Regions from separate parts of the Homo sapiens genome. Here region 1 is linked to region 2. Evidence: chromatin loops called from intact Hi-C (ENCODE). Cell type or tissue: PC-3. All regions are shown on one strand. Each heading gives the region's core, and the rest is flanking DNA. Links, peaks and the distances in the headings are about the cores only.

Region 1 (8,961 bases), core at 732-8,731, 52 kb before region 2:
GGGGCCTGGGAGAACCTCAGGTGTGAAGGCTGGGAGGACCCAGGTCTGCCCCATAGACAGGCGTGGAGGTGTGTGAGCAGGGCCTGGCTTTCCTAGACCTGGGGTGTAGAGGGTGGACACTTCCCACACAGTCATGGTTGCTCCTTCTGGGTGCCTTTTCCATGCCCACCACTGGGCATGGGCTTCATGTTCACAGTCCCATTGGATCCTTATCAAACTCCATTCTGCTTCACACCCAGGGTCACTGAGGCTCAGAGAGACTGAGTAAATCGTCCAAAATCACAGAGCTACTGGGGCAGGATTGGGATCCAGTTTTCTGCTTCCCAAACCAGGGCCTGGCAGCACCCATCCTGCCCGCTCCTTGACGTGCCAGAGGAAAAGTGGAAGAGACTTTTAGGACGTGCGGAACGTGCGAGGCAAGTGTGAGCTGGGGGTCCAGGAAATGCAAACATGAGCAGGAACGAGGTTTGGGGAAGGATGTGGTGGGTGTGCTGGGGTGCTGAGCTCTCCAGGGGGCCTGTGTACTCCTAGGAGGAGGGGGCTGAGCAGTGGGGAGGGGCGGTGAGTGTGTGAGCAAGTGTGCAAGCGAGTGTGCCTCTGTGGGCTGGTGTGTCCAGAGCCGGCCCTGGCACGGGGAGCTTGGCCAGGCGGGGCTAGCAGGTTCTTCACTTCCTCTCTGAGCTGCCCAGAACCATATCTGTTACCCACAAACCATAGCAGGTGCCGAGCTCAGCCCCAGCCTGCACCATTCAGTGACCACTGACTGCCTCGGGAAAGAGCAGGTCAGAGGCACAGGAAGGAAGGGTCTGATGGGGTTGGAGCCTCAGACCTGACATTTACCTTGGACGGGAGAGTCCTTCTTGGGGATACGGAGCCCATCTCTACCTCCAAGTCATATCCCAGTGGGGGAACGCCCTCAGTGTGATCCATCCACCCTAAGGTGGAGAGGATAGAAAAGCCCTCTCCCCTTAAAATCCATCAACTGTACAGCCACCCCAGAGAACTTTCTAGAAATACATCTGAGCATGCTCGCCGCTGCCCCAGCTTTGGATGGCTACTCATCAGCTAAGGTGAATGAAGTCCCAATCCTCAGCCAGGCTTTCACCACCCAGCAGCATCTAGATCTGTGCTGTCCAGCGTGGTGCCCCTGGCCACGCATGGCTATTTGAGCCTCGGAAATGTGGCTGCTGTGAGTTACAATGTATTTTAAGTGCAAAATGCCCATGGAATTACAAAGACTTAGGACAAAATAAAAGAATGTAAAACATCTCATTCATAATTTTTTTCTTCCAGGCGCGGTGGCTTACGCCTGTAATCCCAGCACTTTGGGAGGCCGAGGCAGGCGGATCACTTGAGGTCAGGAGTTTGTGACCAGCCTGGCCAATATGGTGAAGCCGTGTCTCTACCAAAAACACAAAAATTAGCCAGGCGTGGTGGCGCACACCTGTAATCCCAGCTACTCGGGAGGCTGAGGCAGGAGAATCTCTTGAACCCGGGAGGCAGAGGTTGCAGTGAGCCGAGATCGTGCCATGTCACTTCAGCCTGGGCGACAGAGCAAGACTCCATCTCAAAGAAAAAAAAAGTATATATATGAAGTTTTTTTCTATTGACTACATGTGGAAATGTTCATATTTGGAATATGCTGGGTTACATAAAATATCAAAATTTAGCCTGTTTCTTTTTTCTTTCTTTCTTTTTGAGACAGAGTCTTGCTCTGTCACCCAGGCTGGAGTCCAATGGCGTGATCTCCACTCACAGCAACCTCTGCCTCCTGAGTTCAAGTGATTCTCCTGCCTCAACCTCTTGAGTAGCTAGGATTACAGCTGTCCACTACCACGCCTGGCTAATTTTTGTATTTTTAGTAGAGACGAGGTTTCACTATGTTGGCCAGGCTGGTCTTGAACTCCTGACCCCGTGATCCGCCTGCCTCGGCCTCCCAAAGTGCTAGGATTACAGGCATGAGCCACCGTGCCCAGCCTTCTTTTTACTTTTTTAATGTGGCTACCAGGACATTTACAATAACATATGTGGCTCACATTATATTGGACAACACCAAACCACACTCTGTCCTTCTCTCTTTGCTTTATACCCAAGGACGCTGGGAACTCCAAGAGAAGTCTCAATGTCCCTCGTTGTGAAGCAGAATGGGGTTTGATGAGGATCTAATGGGACTGTGAACATGAAGACCATGCCCAGTGGTGGGCATAGCAGAGGCGCCCAGAAGGAGTAATTATGACCGGGTGGTAAGTGTTCACCACCCACACCCCTCTCCTACCAACACCAACTCATTCATTTGTTCATACATTCATTCATTCAGGAAATATTCATTAATCATATATTATGAGCTAGAGACTGTGGCACTGAGCAAGGATCGGGCACAGGGCACCTGGCATGTACCTTCCCCCCATGTGTGGTCTGCATCACCAGGAGGCAGATGAGACACTAACACAGAGGTGCCGTGAGCTCAGAGGCTGAGGGTTCTGAGCAGGGGCCTGGGGGAGGGCAGGCCACCTGGAGCAGTGGAATTTGAATGGCACCATGGGGTCATTAAACTCTTCGGCTGTGGGGTCAGACTGACCTGGATCTGAATCCCAGGAATATAATAATAGCTTGTATGTACTTAGTTCTAAGCGCTAAGCCCCCTGTTAAGTACTTTGTTTGTTTATGTATTTAGTTTTTGAGTGAGATCTTGCTCTGTTGCCCAGGCTGGAGTGCAGTGGCACAATCACGGCTCACTCCAGCCTTGACTTCCCCAGTTCAAGGGATCCTCCCATCTGCACTGCCCAAGCAGCTGGAACTATAGGTGCAAGCCACTGCACTCGACTAATCTATAAAAAAATTTTTTTTTGTTAGAGATGGGGCCTAACTTACTTTATGTTTATTTGATTGTTTCTAAGCAAAAAGCATATTGTTTGTTAAAATTTCTAGCCTGGGCATGGTGACTCACGCCTGTAATCCCAGCAGTTTGGGAGGCCAAGGTGGGCAGACTGCTTGAGCTCAGGAGTTCAAGAGCAGCCTGGGAAACACAGGGGGACCCCGTCTCCACAAAAAAAAAAAAAAAATTTCCAGGTGTGGTGGCTCACATCTGTGGTCCCATCTAGAGGTTGAGGTGGGAGGATCACTTGAGCCCAGGAGTTCAAGGCTGCAGTGAGCAGTGATTGTGCCACTGTACTCCAGCCTGGGTCACAGAGCAAGAAAAATTGTCTCAAAAAAAAATTTTTTTTAAGTGAGGAAACTGAGGCCCAAGGAGGTTAAGTAACTTGTCCAAGGTCACCAACTGAGGAAGGACGTGACCCCAAAGAATCTGACTTCAGAGTCTGCACCATGTTTTGAGGGCTTGAAAGTAAGAGGAGCATTTAATGAGCACTTACTGTGTGCCAAGCACTTTTCTAAAAACTTTATAAGTAAGCTTTTATTTGTATAGTTTAAATTTTTATTTGTATAACTCATTTCATTCCATGCCAGCCCTAGGAGGTGGGTATCATTATTTCCATTTTACAGGTAGAGAAACTGAGGCCCAGAGAGACTAAGTATCCTGAGGTCACACAGCCAGTGAAAGCGGCAGAACTAGGTAGAACTTAGGCCAAGTACACCACAGTTCATGCTTTTGACCACTCCACTTTACTGCTGCCGCTCAATCAATGAACATTGTTACTATTATCATTTGACTGGGACTTTATGAGGTGGGAAGGGAAGAATGCCAGTCTAGCTGGGAAGAACAATGGGAGTGAAGTCTGGGGAGGAGGGGGTGGGAATGGGCACATTAGGGAAGGAAAGTGTAGGATGTGGTGAGTGGGTGGGAGAGTGAAGGTCCCAGCACAGTGAAGTCTAGTGCCCAGGGAGGGCCAGAGTGGAACCTAGATTCAAGAAATATGTTGGGACTGGACATGGTGGCTCATGCCTGTAATCCCAGCACTTTGGGAGGCTGAGGCAGGTGGGTCACCTGAGGTCAGAAGTTTGAGACCAGCCTGGCCAACATGGTGAAACCCCGTCTCTACTAAAAATACAAAAATCAGTCGGGCATGGTGGCAGGCGCCTGTAATCTCAGCTACTCGGGAGGCTGAGGTGGGAGAATTGCTTGACCCCAGAGGTTGCAGTGAGCTGAGATCGCACCATTGGGCGACAGAGCAAGTCTCCAAAAAAAAACAAAACAAAACAAAACAAATATATTAGGAATTAAAGCTGTGGAAGAACTTCCTCCACAATAAGAAACTAGCATGCTCTGGGCTCTCAAGAACCCCTACATTATGAGCCGGGTATGGTGACGCATGCCTCTAGTCCTAGCTACTTGGAAGGCTGAGGTGGGAGGATCTCTTGAGCCCAGGAGTTTGAGTCCAGCCTGGGCAATATATCGAGACCCCTGTCTCTAATAACAACAACAAAAAGGATCCCTATTATGGGATTCAGTTTATTATGGATTCAGTTTGAGATGCTTGAAAATGAACCAGTAGTGGTCAGAGCCAGACTGACCTGGCTCGGCTGGGTGGCCTTTAGAAAGTTACTTAACCTCTCTGTGCCTTCATCTCCTTTTCTGTAAAGTGGAGGTAATAACAGGACCCTCTTCATGGGATTGCTGTTTAATACTACTACTAATAATAATAAATATAAAGTCTCTGGCAGTGTTTGGCACAAAGCAGCCCTTTAATATATTTCCTTTCTCTCCCCTCCTCCACCTCTAGGAAGATCTCCCCAAACCCCCAGCCACATGAGAATCGAGGTTAAAATCAGCAATGGATCTAGCATCACCGAGGTCCCTGGGGACCCCAGGTCAGTAAGGTGAGGGAGGAAGAAGACAGGGCAATGTCAAGCCATCCAGTTTCCAAATGTGTCTAAGACTGAGAAAAAGGAATAACTAGAACTTGTTTCCCTCTCCTTCCTGCTGTGTCAACTCTGAGTTATATAACTGAGCTTCTCTGTGAGGTGCCCCGTGCGGGCCTCCAGGAGGCAGGGTTGGCAGTGACATAAATAAATATTTCTGTGCTCTCTGCCCCCGGGCTCAGGTTCTGAGCAAATACCACAGCCTGAGAGGGAGGCCGTGACAAGGAGGAAGCTCTGGACTGTGAGTTGCCCCGTGTTCCAGGCCCAGCCCTGCCTGGAAGGATGTGAACGGGTCACAGGCGGGTGCCTAATTAGGTGACGAGCGGTCACGGGAGTGTGACCTGGAAGGAGAGATTCCAATACGGCCAGGGCGTCGCGGAACCCTCGGTCGATTCTCTCTATGGGTAGAATCAAGCCCACTCTCCTACCCCACCTGGTGTTCAATGCCCTTTACACTTCAGCCCCCGCCACCTCTCTCCTGCCTCCTCTCCCATCCCACCTGGGCACCCACATACTCCACACCCTGGCTCCTTGAGACTATTGAGTTTTCCCAAGGTTTGTCCCCTCTTTGGGAATGTCCTCCACTTCTTCCCTCCTCCATGAACTAGAAAGAGGGTGGAGACAGAGATCAGGACTTTAGAATTAAATTGGGGATTGAACTCCGGCTTAGTTATGTCCCCTTGGGCTCACAACTTAGCCTCCATGCCTGTTTCCTCAACTGTAAAGGAGGCTTTGCGACTCCTCTCTAGTTCCTTCTTGTTACACTCAAAGGAGATGATAATTGTTAATATTAAGTGTCAATCACTTAGCCTTACTGTATAGACCAGGCCTGTGTAAGGGTTTTGTGTGCATAAGTCACTTAGCAGTGCACGTTAACCCCCTAGCAGAATGCCTGGGCCCTAGTGGGTGCTGATAATGTCAGTTTCCTTTTTCTCCAAGACCTGCCCAAAGCCTCTCCTCCTATCTGAAGGAGGTCAGCCTCCTCTGAGACTCTTCACAGCATCTCATAGGTACCTTAGTTATAGCACTTATCACCTGAAAGTGTTGTTATCAGTAGGGAGGTCCGGCTTCCTTTCTATTCTAGGTGCTCCCTGGGGGACCTGCCTTACTTATAGCCATCCTGCCAGCACCCAGCACAAGGCCTGCTGTTTAGAAGGCACTTGAATGAATAAATGCGTGAATGCATGTGTGCGTATGGGCTGCGTGGAAGAGATGGGGTTAAGCAGGTGCCTGAGGATGGGTTGGCTCCGAATATACGCTTAACTCTCTGGGGTCCGGATCCCTGAGCTCGGGGCCTGGACCATCACAGCCCCTCTCAGCTCTGTGCAGACTCAAGGGACAAGTCACAGCCTCCTTTGTACTTTTACATTGCTTGGACTTGGATATTTTTCTAGTAAAAAACCAGGATATTTGTCCTGGCAAAGGGTTTTTGGGCCATGAGGCATCCAAGAGGGGATCTAGAAGCTATGGACTGGAATTTCCAGAATTCAGGTTTATGAATCATAGACTCACCTCTACAGTGCCTAGCCTGGCCTTGCACCCAGCATACAATAATTGTCTAATAAATGCTTAGTGGATTTGAGGCAGTGTGCTTTTTATGCCATTGTGGGGCTGGGATATGTCACTGTGAAGGAATAGAAGCCTCCAGCCTCTTCCCTGGGGAGCCACTTGTTGAAGGAATTAGAATTACAGACCTTTGCTTTCTGCACAGTTTCTCCATTGTTCCAAAAGCAATGATCATTTCCAACTTGCTACAGAATAAAGTTCTAATGATCTGTTGTGGGAATCAAGGTCTTCCATGAACTTGCCTCAGTCTTATTCCACCAGCCCCTGTCTCCTCTTCCCTTCCCCCGCCAGGCAGAATGAGCAATTTCCTGTCTCCAAAACCCACCAGTGCTTCCCAGCTATGCAAATTGCAGTTTCCAAAGACAGCCTCATAATATCTCCCATCCCATATTCTCTCCTGCAGTGTGACCCGGCCACTGCCCACATCAAGAGGCAGAGTCCATTTCTCCACTCCCTTGAAGCTAGGTGGGCCCTGTGACTGCTTAGACCACTAGAATATGTCAGAAATGGCCAGGCGCATGGCTCATACCTGTCATCCCAGCATTTTGGGAGGCTGAAGTGGGAGGATCACTTGAGCCCAGGAGTTAGAGACCAGCCTGGGAGCATTAGTCTGTTTTCTTACTGCTATAAAGAACTGCCCAAGACTGGGTAATTTATAAAGGAAAGAGGTTTAACTGACTCGAAGTCCAGCATGGCTGTGGAGGCCTCAGGAAACTTACAGTCATGGAGGAAGGAGAAGGGGAACCAAGGTAACTTCTTCACAAGGTGGCAGGTAGGAGAGGTGCCAAGCGAAAGGGGAAGAGCCCCTTACAGAACCATCAGATCTCATGAGAACTCACTCTATCACGAGAACAGCATGGAGGAAACCACCACGATGATTCAATTACCTCCATCTGGTCTCTCCCTTGACAAGTGGGGATTAAGGGGACTATGATTCAAGATGAAATTTGTGTGGGGACACAAAGCCTAACCATATCACTGGGCAACAGAGTGAGACCCCATCTCTACAAAAAAAATGCAAAAATTAGCCAGGCATGATGGTGTGCACCTGTAGTCTCAGCTACTCAAGAGGCTGAGGTGGGTGGATTGATTGAGCCAGGAGGTGGAGGCTGCAGTGAGCCATGATCACGCCACTGCACTCCAGCCTGGGTGACAGAGTAAGACTGTCTCAAAACACACACACACACACACACACACACACACACACACACACACAATCTTCTATCACTTCTAAAAATGGCCAGTGTCACTTGCCATTAATAGAAGGTAACAATGAAATAAATTAGATGAAATAGATCAATGTCATTAAATTCTAGCTAGACAATGTCACCTCCCAACCTGTCCAAGCCTAGGACTCACTCTCTCCTTGTTGAAAAGAGAACAAGTGTTGCAGTGACATTGGTACCCAGACTCTGGGTTCCAATATCTGGGCAGTTACAGTGTATCAGCTTCCAGGTCCCTGGATCCAGGATGTATGTGTCCTTGAATTCAACAGTTCCCTGTCAAGTTCAGTTTCAACCTCCAGGGCAGCCTTGAGATTCCTCCACTTTCCTGGTTATGGCAGATGCTGTAGCTCCCCAGTCTGGCCAGTTTTGCAGTATTTTGGGAGCCTCTAGCCTTTCCTACATTAAAAAAAAAAAAAAAGGTGTATAAAATCCCCTCCTGCCTAAAATGCCAAATACTGCTTCTATTTCTTGCACTGAAGCCTGACTTCCCACAGTTCTTGCAGGATCTCCTGAACATTTCTTTCATTATTTATTTCCTGCAAGAGTATTTTCAATGTGGGTCTTTGTGTATTCCACCTTCTGAGGCTTTATTTGCCTAAGAATATTTTTATTATGACCTCATGTTTGAATGACAAATTGGCTGGCTTTAAAATTCTGGATTGAAAGAGTTCTTTTTTTTAAATTACTAGTGACATCACTTCTTTGACTTTATCGGGTATTGCTGTTGAGAAGAATAATGCCAACCCAGTTCTTGTTCCTCTGTACGCCATCTGTTATTTCTCCCTGCTCTTCTTCCTGGTCTTTCATATTCTTAATTTCCCCCTGATACCTATGTGTGAATTTTTCCTTATTCTTTTCTACTGTTGGTTACTCTATGAGCTCTTTCAATCTGTACTCATTTAAAAAACATTTTTGGAACATTTAAATCTCCATTATTTCGTCAATTATTTATTTCCTCATCTCCACTTTTATTTTTCTTTCCTTTTGGGAATCATACGTATACTCTCCATCTCTCTCAGGTTTTTTTTTGTTTTTTTTTTTTTTTTTTTGAGACAGAATCTCACTCTGTTGCCCAGGCTGGAGTGCAGTGGCGTGATTTCAGGTCACTGCAACCTCCAGTCTCCCGGGTTCAAGTGATTCTTCTCTTGCCTCAGCCTCCCGAGTAGCTGGAATTACAGGCGCCCACCACCACACCGAGCTAATTTTTGTATTTTTAGTAGTGATGGGGTTTCACCATATTGGCCAGGCTGGTATCAAACTCCTGATCTCAAATGATCTGCCTGCCTCAGCCTCCCCAAGTGCTGGGATTACAGGCGTGAGCCACTGCGCCTGGCCTCTCTCAGCTTCTCTT
Region 2 (8,961 bases), core at 652-8,651:
CTTTATGCCAGTACCACACTGTTTTGATTACCATGGCTTTATACTAAAGTTTTGAAATCAGGAAGTGTGCATCCAACTTTGTTCTTTGTTTTCAAGACTGTTTTGGCAATTTGGGATTCCTTGAGGTTCTATATGAATTTCAGGGTAGGTTTTCTATTTCTGCAAAAAAAATCATTGGGATTTTGATAGGGATTGAGTTGAATCTGTAGAGCACTTTAGGTAGTACTGACATCTTTTAATTTTATTTTATTTTATTTTTATTTTATTATTATTATACTTTAAGTTTTAGGGTACATGTGTACAACGTGCAGGTTTGTTACATATGTATACATGTGCCATGTTGGTGTGCTGCACCCATTAACTCGTCATTTAGCATTAGGTATATCTCCTAATGCTATCTCTTCCCCCTCCCCCCACCCCACAACAGTCCCCGGAGTGTGATGTTCCCCTTCCTGTGTCATTGTGTTCTCATTGTTCAATTCCCACCTATGAGTGAGAACATGCAGTGTTTGGTTTTTTGTCCTTGCGATAGTTTGCTGAGAATGATGGTTTCCAGTTTCATCTATGTCCCTACAAAGGACATGAACTCATCATTTTTTATGGCTGCATAGTATTCCACGGTGTATGTACTGACATCTTAATGTTATTAAGTTTTCCAGTCCATAGATACGGATGTCTTCCCCTTTATTTGTGCCTTCTTTAAATTTCTTTCAACAACGTTTTGTAGCAATGTCTATAACTCTAAACCCACTGTATAAAATACAGACTTGACTAGGATTTCTTAATTCTAAACTATGATTCTCTAGTATTTAATTGAGCCTCAAAGCTAACTAAATTACTAATTCTTGGCCAGAACAGCACTATAAAACCAATTAAACAAACACTTAGTGAAACCTTAGGATGTTTCATGCTCTGTTAAAAACACAGTTAACTATAACAGAGATATTCTTCCTTTGAATCCTCTTTTTTAATTCCCAAATTTAAAACATCACTTTCCTTAAAGGATTCTACTTTTTCTGGGCTGAAGGCTATGCTAGAATGTACAAACAATTGATTTAGTCTAAAAATCATAAGATCACTTCACTCAGCTTCCAAATATCATTTACTTTTCTTAAATAATATTTTTGATACTTCTTTAAATGGAAGGTACAGAATCAAAGCTTGAAAGGAAGATTTAAATTGTGCATATGATTATACAAGCCACAAAAGAATTTAGGCCAGTGTATCTGGGAGCATAATTTCAGATTAAATCTCCTACGTACTATTTTGCCTCACTCAGCTCACAATTCTGTTTCTCGATCATAGCATTGCATCACTAAGCCTCAACAACCATCTTACAGAATCCATTCATTCAACAAACATTTAACAGGTGTTGCTTTGCACTGGGAACTCAATGAGATGCTCAGTGTCACCCATCACAGAGCAGGACAGCAGAACAAGTAGTGATGTCTTAATATCCCTCAACCACCATAATCAGAAACACAAATCAAATGTCCTATGGTGAGGAGGTCAGATAAACAGTTTTATATACAAAGGGCAGTACTTTGCAAGGGGACTAGATTCTACTGCATTTCTTTGTACAGGATGTCCTGCTGAGAAGACTGCTAACACTAACATTTACTGAGTCCCCTCAAACACCAAGACCTAAGGCAGAAAAAAACAGTCCCATTTCTCATGTTATAAAAACCTAAATTATATTTTGAAAACTCCTCATGTTCAAACCAGAAGCAAGATTAATTTGCTTCTGGAGGGGTCAGGCATGGTGGATCACACCTATAATCCCAGCACTTTGAGAGGCAGAGGTAGGAGGATCGCTTGAGCCCAGGAGTTTGAGACCAGTCTGGGCAACATAGCAAGACCTTGTCTCTTAAAAAAAAAAAAAAAAAACATCAGGCCAGGCACAGTGGCTCACGCCTGTAATAACAGCACTTTGGGAGGCTGAGATGGGCAGATCACTTGAAGTCGAGAGTTTGAGACCAGCTTGGCCAACATGGCGAAACTCTATCTCTACTAAAAATACAAAAATTAGCTGGTTGTAGTGGCATGCACCTGTAGTCCCAGCATTTTGGGAGGTCAAGGCAGGCAGATCATCTGAGGTCAGGAGTTTGATACCAGCCTGGCCAACAGGGTGAAACCCTGTCTTTACTAAAAATACAAAAAAATTAGCCGAGCATGGTGGTGGATGCCTGTAATCCTAGCTACTTGGGAGGCTGAGGTGGGAGGATTGCTTGAACCCGGGAGGCAGAGGTTGCACTGAGCTGAGACTGCACCACTGCACTCCAGCCTGGGTGACAGAGTGAGACTCCATCTCCAAAATAAATAAATAAATAAATAAATAATAAATTAGCTGGATGTGCTGGTGCATGCCTATAGTCCCAGCTACTCGAGAGGCTGAGGTAGGAGGATTGCTTGAGCCCAGGAGGTCAAGGCTGCAGTGACCTATGATCATGCCACCACATTCCAGCCTGGGTGACAGAGCAAGACCCTGTTGCTTTTTTAAAAGACAGAGAAAAAAAAAAACTGGGGTTAAAGACAGCAAACAAGCAAATACAATCACATTGGGACAAATCCAAATCTGTCAAAGAAAAATGAAGCACTAAGCCTGTCGCACTCCTGATGGAGCTATTGATTAGCAGAGTACATGCATAAAATTAACAACCCTATAGCTGAGAAATATACATTGAAAGATAAGTCCTTTTCTCCACCTATTTTTCTTACAGTTTATTTTTCTATGATTTATTATCCCTCCAACACTATTTTTAAGAAATATTGATAAAAACATAGAGCCAAAATCTAATGATCTAGAGCAAAGATTACATTTACATGATAATGGCACCTGTGTTATTTATTCTACTATTCGGAAGAATGTAAAAGCTTACTCCAATAGTTAGAAGCTTATAAAGACAAAAACTTTTTCAAGCTGGGAAAAAAAAATTTTTTTATAGAGATGGGGTCTTGCTATGTTGGCCAGGCTGGTCTCGAACTCCTGGGTTCAAGCAATCCACCTGCCTCGGCCTCCCAAAGTGCTGGGACTATGGGTGTGAGCCAATGTGCCCAGCCAGAAATTATTTTTTGAAATTAAAGTGTTTAATTGCAATCGGGATTATTCTGCCTGTAATCCAACAAAAGCAACTGTTTTATTTTTTGCACATTCATAGATAACCTGAATAAACAGCTGATTTCAGGAGAAACTACAACAAAATAAGACACTGATAGAAGAAAAATGTAAAGGAAACATTTGATTCTGCCCATATCTTAAAAAATGTTTCTTTAATAGAAACGAGGTCTCACTCTGTTGCCCAGGCTGGTCTCAAACTCCTGGTCTCAAGCGATCCTCTTGCCTTGGCCTCCCAAAGTGCTGGGATTACAAGCATGAGCCATCATATCTGGCCTTGATTCTGTCCATATTTTATATCCAACTGATGATCTATAGATAACCATAATATAAACATTTTATATTTTGTCATTTCAGATATTACTGTTAAGGGTATTAAATACAATTTACTAGGAAGTCCGCTGAACTGCTGTTATTAGAATTTCTGCTGGGATGATTTCCAGTATAAATTTACGTTAGATATAATCCCCAAATGGTTTAAAAAATGAAACCCAACAAGGACCCACCCTTTTTGCAGGTTAAAAATTTCCCAGGCTACAGTTAAAAAGAAAAGGTTGAAATAGAAAAGATTGGCCGGATACGGTGGCTCACGCCTGTAATACCAGCACTTTGGGAGGCCAAGGTGGGCAGATCACTTGAGGTCAGGAGATCAAGACCAGCCTGGCCAATGTGGTGAAACCCCATCTCTACTAAAAATACAAAAAAATTAGCCGGGCATTGTGGCATGTGCCTGTAATCCCAGCTACTCAGGAAGCTGAGGCAGGAGAATTGCTTGAACCTGGGAGGCGGAGGTTGCAGTGAGCCGAGACTGCGCCATTGCACTCCAGCCTTCCAGCCTGGGAGGCAGAGAAGGACTCCATCTCACCAAAACAAACAAACAAACAAAAAAAAAACAAAAAAAAACAAAAAAATAGAAAAGATTGTGACGTTTCTTGAGAGAATTCCTACATATATAATTTTAACATAAATTGGCAATTCATCTGGTTTTTTACAACAATAAACAACAAGGTTAACTTATTTATAACATAAAAACTTAGAGCTCTTAGCATGAAACTCAAAAGGATGATTTCAAAATGTCTAAATTATGACTGAACTTGGGAAAGCAAATAGCATTTGTAAATGAAACAACCCTGAAAGACACAAAGTTGGCGAGTGCAGCCCCCTTCCCTGCTCCGCTTGGGGTGGGTCATCTCCAGGCGGGTGCAATCCGAGAGCTCCCTGGCTCCCTGCTCTGCCCTCTTCTCCCATCACTCTGCCATCCACGTGCTGTGGGCTGAGCTTCCTGACGTGGAGCTCTGATGGCCGCTCTGTGCTCAGAAACCCTCCGACCGTTTCCCACAAAAGGACAAGCTCCTGAGCTAGATGTTCATGAGATTTTGCTGGGTGGCCGCATACTCACTCTTCTAGTCCGATTTCTCCTGACTCTGGCCAAATATCAGCTATGTGCTAAGCACACAGAATGGCTTGCTACTCCCGAAATGGCCCACACTCTCCCGATTCAGCTCTTTTCTCATTCTGTTCCCCGTGGCCAAAATTCCCTTTCCCTTCCCTGCTAAAATCCTACCCAGCTCTCACAGCCCTTCTCCAATGCCACCTCCCTGTGAGATCTTTTATTCCAACTGGCTGTGATCCTTCCTCCTTTCTTACCTCAACGCACTATTTAAATTATTATTATTATTTTATTTTATGGAGATGGGGTCTCGCTATATTGCCCAGGCTGGTCATGAAACCCTGGGCTCAAGTGATCTGCCCGCCACAGCCTCCCAAAATGCTGGGATTACAGGCGAGAGCCACTGCGCCTGGCCCTGTTCTTTCAAGTGTTTCTTTCTTTCTTTTTTTTTTCTTGAGACTGAGTCTCGCTCTGTTGCCCAGGCTGGAGTACGCTGGCGCAATCTCCGCTCACTGCAACCTCTGCCTCCCAGGTTCAAGCGATTCTCCTGTCTCAGCCTCCTGAGTAGCTGGGATTACAGGCACCTGCCACCACGCCCAGCTAATTTTTGTATTTTTAGTAGAAACGGGGTTTCACCATGTTGGTCAGGCTGGTCTGGAACTCCTGACCTCGTGATCTGCCTGCCTTGGCCTCCCAAAGTACTGGGACTACAAGCATGAGCCACCACGCCCGGCCACTTTCAAGTGTTTCTAAAGGCACTAAGATTCCATTTGATAACATAATTGCTTGTCATCCCTGCTGCCTGGCCTTGATTCTGCTGCAGGGCTGGACACCATGAGGCAGAAGCTGCATGACTCACACTCTATCCCCTGAAGCAACTGGCACCAGCGCCTGGCACACCGTAGGCACTCAAGTATGTCCTGAGTTAAACGGTATTGAAGTTCTGCTCCAAGAAAGTCATCGGAAGGGAAATATTTTGGGTACATCGGCTGAAAACTAAAGGGCCAGTGATAGGGTTTTGAGAAAAAGCTCAGAACAAGGAAGACACATCCCAGTGGCAGAGCTATTTTACTTTTGTGGGACTAAGACCTATAGCCTTTTGTGAGGTCATGACGGGGAAAAACAAAACAAAGCACACACACACACACACACACACACACACACACACACCTCTCTTTCTAGGTAAATAATAAATGAACTAAAGGAATCTTTAAAATAATAAGCTCAATCATTTTCCCCAGTTATAGAAACTAATACAAGAAACGTGAACAATTTTGTTACGACAAAATCATAAATAGTCCTAATAGGTTTTATGTAAATCAGCCCCAGGAAAAAGCTGAATTCCTTCTTTTGTGAATGCACTCCCAAGTAATAGGAAGCCCGGCTAAAGATCCCCAGGTTTTCTTTAATTGTAGTCTCCGAAAATGAATAAGTGAATAAATAAGTGAATGGATTGAATAAGACTTGACTCAGAGTTCACTAAATGCCAGTGCTTCTTAAAGTGTCTATGGAGAAGAACTGGTTTTGAAACATTTCCTAACTGCTGCAGACTGAAACTCTTCTAAAAATACAATAAAAATTCTGCGGCAACATCTAAAAGTGGACATACACTTTCTTTTTTTTTTTTTTGAGACAGAGTCTCACTCTGTCCCCCAGGCTTAAGTGCAGTGGCATGTTCTCAGCTCTTTGCAACCTCTGCCTCCCAAGTTCAAGTGATTCTCCTGCCTCAGCCCTGCGAGTAGCTGGGATTACAGGCGCGCACCACCACACCCGGCTAGTTTTTGCATTTTTAGTAGAGACAGGGTTTCTATATGTTGCCCAAGCTCGTCTTGAACTCCTGACCTCAGGTGATCTGCCCACCTCAGCCTCCCAAAGTGCTGGGATTACAGGTGTGAGCCAATGCGCCCGGCCTAAAAGTGGACATACACTTTCTATACTTAATTTGTCAGGGACCAGTCAAGCTCTGTTTCCCCAAATCCATACACATTTAACATGCTACAAATGTAGGGAAAGGGAGGATAGATGCCTACCTTCTGCTCTCGTGCCTCAAACACTGCTTCATGGACGCTGCAAGCAAAAAGTGAGGTAGGCAGATCACTTAAATCCATCATCTCATCCAAATCATCTTCATTTTCACCAAAAATCATCTCTTCTTCCTCTTCTTGGTCAGTGCTACACAGATCTGACTGGCTATCATTCCAAGATTTCATAGTGTCCCTCAGCATTATCCCCCAAAGTGGGCCTTTTCCTTCTGTATAGTCCTAGGATGTCTATCAGGCACCCACTGTTAAAAAAAAAGAAAATGCAGAGGTAAAACTCCGAAGACCAAATAATGTTCCAATCAATCAATGTCTCCAGGCTGCAATTCATCAAATGAAGCAATTTTATTTAGAACGATGAATCAATATTTAAATCAATGCATTACAGTCCTCGTAAGTGAATTCTAGATACGCTAATTTGATTTGCTTAGCATATTTTATGTAACATATTTCACTGGCAATGATTTATTAAGAAAAAAAGGCAAAACGTTTTCTAGTGAACCTAGGGAAAAAAGGGTAATATAAAATGAGATCATATCAATATGTATTCTAGTTTATAAGCAGTAGAAAGAAAAATGTGAACCAGAAGAGCCTCCACATATTTGTTTGGGGTTTTCCATCTACAACACTGTAACTGGCACAGCCAAATACAACCCACACTAATTCTCTCACCATCTGTACCCTGAAATATGGTCTGTGATGAGCTGACTCTACCTCTCCTAACCAATTTGTTCTTTTTGAATACACTTGAAAGAATTAAGTTACACAGAATCAAAAGCTGTCTATAAATTCAGTCTTTGTTAATGTTAGAAATATTTGCGGTAGGCAAAATTTAACACAGAAAATCAAAAAGAGGGCCAGGTACGGTGGCTCATGCCTATAATCCCAGCACTTTTGTTTTTGAGATGGAGTCGTGTTGTGTTGCCCAGGCTGGAGTGCAGTGGCGCGATCCCGGCTCACTGCAACCTCCGCCTCCCGGGTTCAAGCGATTTTCATGCCTCAGCCTCCACTACAGGCGTGTACCACCATGCCCGGCTAACTTTTTATATTTTTTTGGTAGAGATGGGATTTCACCATGTTGGCCAGGCTGGTCTCCAACTCCTAACCTCAGGTGATCTGCACACCTCAGTCTCCTAAAGTGCTGGGATTATGGGTGTGAGCCACCACATCTGGCCAATCCCAGCACTTTGGGAGGCTGAGGCAGTGATCAAAGGATCACTTCAGCTCAGGCGTTCAAGACCAGCCTGACAACATAGTGAGACCTTGCCCCTACAAAAAATTAAAGAAAATTAAAAAGGTGTCCTTTTTCTGAACTTTTTTTTGAGACAGAGTCTCGCTCTGTCACCCAGGCTGGAGTGCAGTGGCACAATCTCGGCTCACTGCAAGCTCCGCCTCCCGGGTTCACACCATTCTCCTGCCTCAGCCTCCCAGGTAGCTGGGACTACAGGCGCCCGACACCACGCTCAGCTAATTTTTTGTATTTTTAGTAGAGATGGGGTTTCACTGTGTTAGCCAGGATGGTCTCGATCTCCTGACCTGGTGATCCGCCCAACTCGGCCTCCTAAAGCGCTGGGATTACAGGTGTGAGCCACCGCGCCTGGTCCCTTTTTCCAAACTTTAAAAAATAACCAATTTTAAGGCAAATGTCTGGAGCTGACAGTGTCCCTGGGTGGAATAACAGGACAGAATCTGTCTCTCATAGGCTGTTTCTATGCATGTCTGCCTCTTCCAATGAAGTGCACATCACATGCACCAAGCAGAGAGCCTTGGACATGACACATTTCAAGATGCGGAGGCAGAATTTAATAAATACGTAGCAGGCACAGACAAACTAAGTGATTATGATTACTACCTCAATACCACCTGATTTGTGATTTTTCCCTTTTATTTCAAAGAACAGAAGGTCACAAATACATTGCTTACACACAGTATAATACAGAATGGTAATTATGGAATAAAAATAGTGAGGTTTTTTGGTATTCTACAATATCAATCAAGACTACTTCTAAGAAGTAAAATCTTTACTCATTTGTATATACATTTTCTGAGTGCCTACTGCTTGGTGTTGGGGAGTGAAGAAAACATGGTTCCTACCCTCAAGGCACTCCCAGCAAAGCCAGCATTTCTCCTCTTCAACAATGCTAAGCACCCAATCTCCTAAAGAACCTCGTTCCATCAGCTGTCAGCTGTACTTAATTTTTTTTTTTTTTGAGACAGAATTTTATCCTGTTGCCCAGGCTGGAGTGCAGTAGTACGATCTTGGCTCACTGCAACCTTCGTCTCCCAGGTTCAAGCCATTCTCCTGCCTCAGCCCCCCAAGTAGCTGGGACTACAGGCATGTGCTACCATGCCCGGGTAATTTTTGTATTTTTAGTAGAGACAGGGTTTCACATGTTGGCCAGGCTGGTCTCGAACTC

Evidence for each region. A loop is a pair of places that touch in the nucleus more often than their neighbours do. Peaks named below come from ENCODE experiments on the same cell type or tissue, not always from the same donor. Only the 100,000 strongest peaks of a DNase experiment are listed, where the experiment ranks them.
Region 1: a loop joins it to region 2, with 2.6 times the contacts of the local background. A loop is called at or near these places in 3 of 110 quality-filtered maps.

What each region holds. Positions count from the first base shown.
Region 1 is chr1:24,564,212-24,573,172 of GRCh38, reverse strand. The region is part of intron 1 of NCMAP (non-compact myelin associated protein); the gene reads right to left. Among named protein-coding and RNA genes, the nearest start is that of NCMAP, 13 kb to the right of the region's middle. RefSeq lists enhancers at 3,413-3,915, 5,066-5,567. In PC-3, for the core only: a CTCF peak has its summit at 4,958 (motif pointing right); a DNase peak (open chromatin) is centred at 4,972; H3K27ac peaks cover 592 bases.
Region 2 is chr1:24,512,142-24,521,102 of GRCh38, reverse strand. RCAN3 (RCAN family member 3) reads right to left here. Exons shown (of 5, transcript NM_013441.4): 2 at 6,536-6,789. The coding sequence starts at 6,730. Among named protein-coding and RNA genes, the nearest start is that of RCAN3, 14 kb to the right of the region's middle. In PC-3, for the core only: no CTCF peak of the experiment used is centred there; a DNase peak (open chromatin) is centred at 5,352; H3K4me3 peaks cover 1,094 bases; H3K27ac peaks cover 1,759 bases.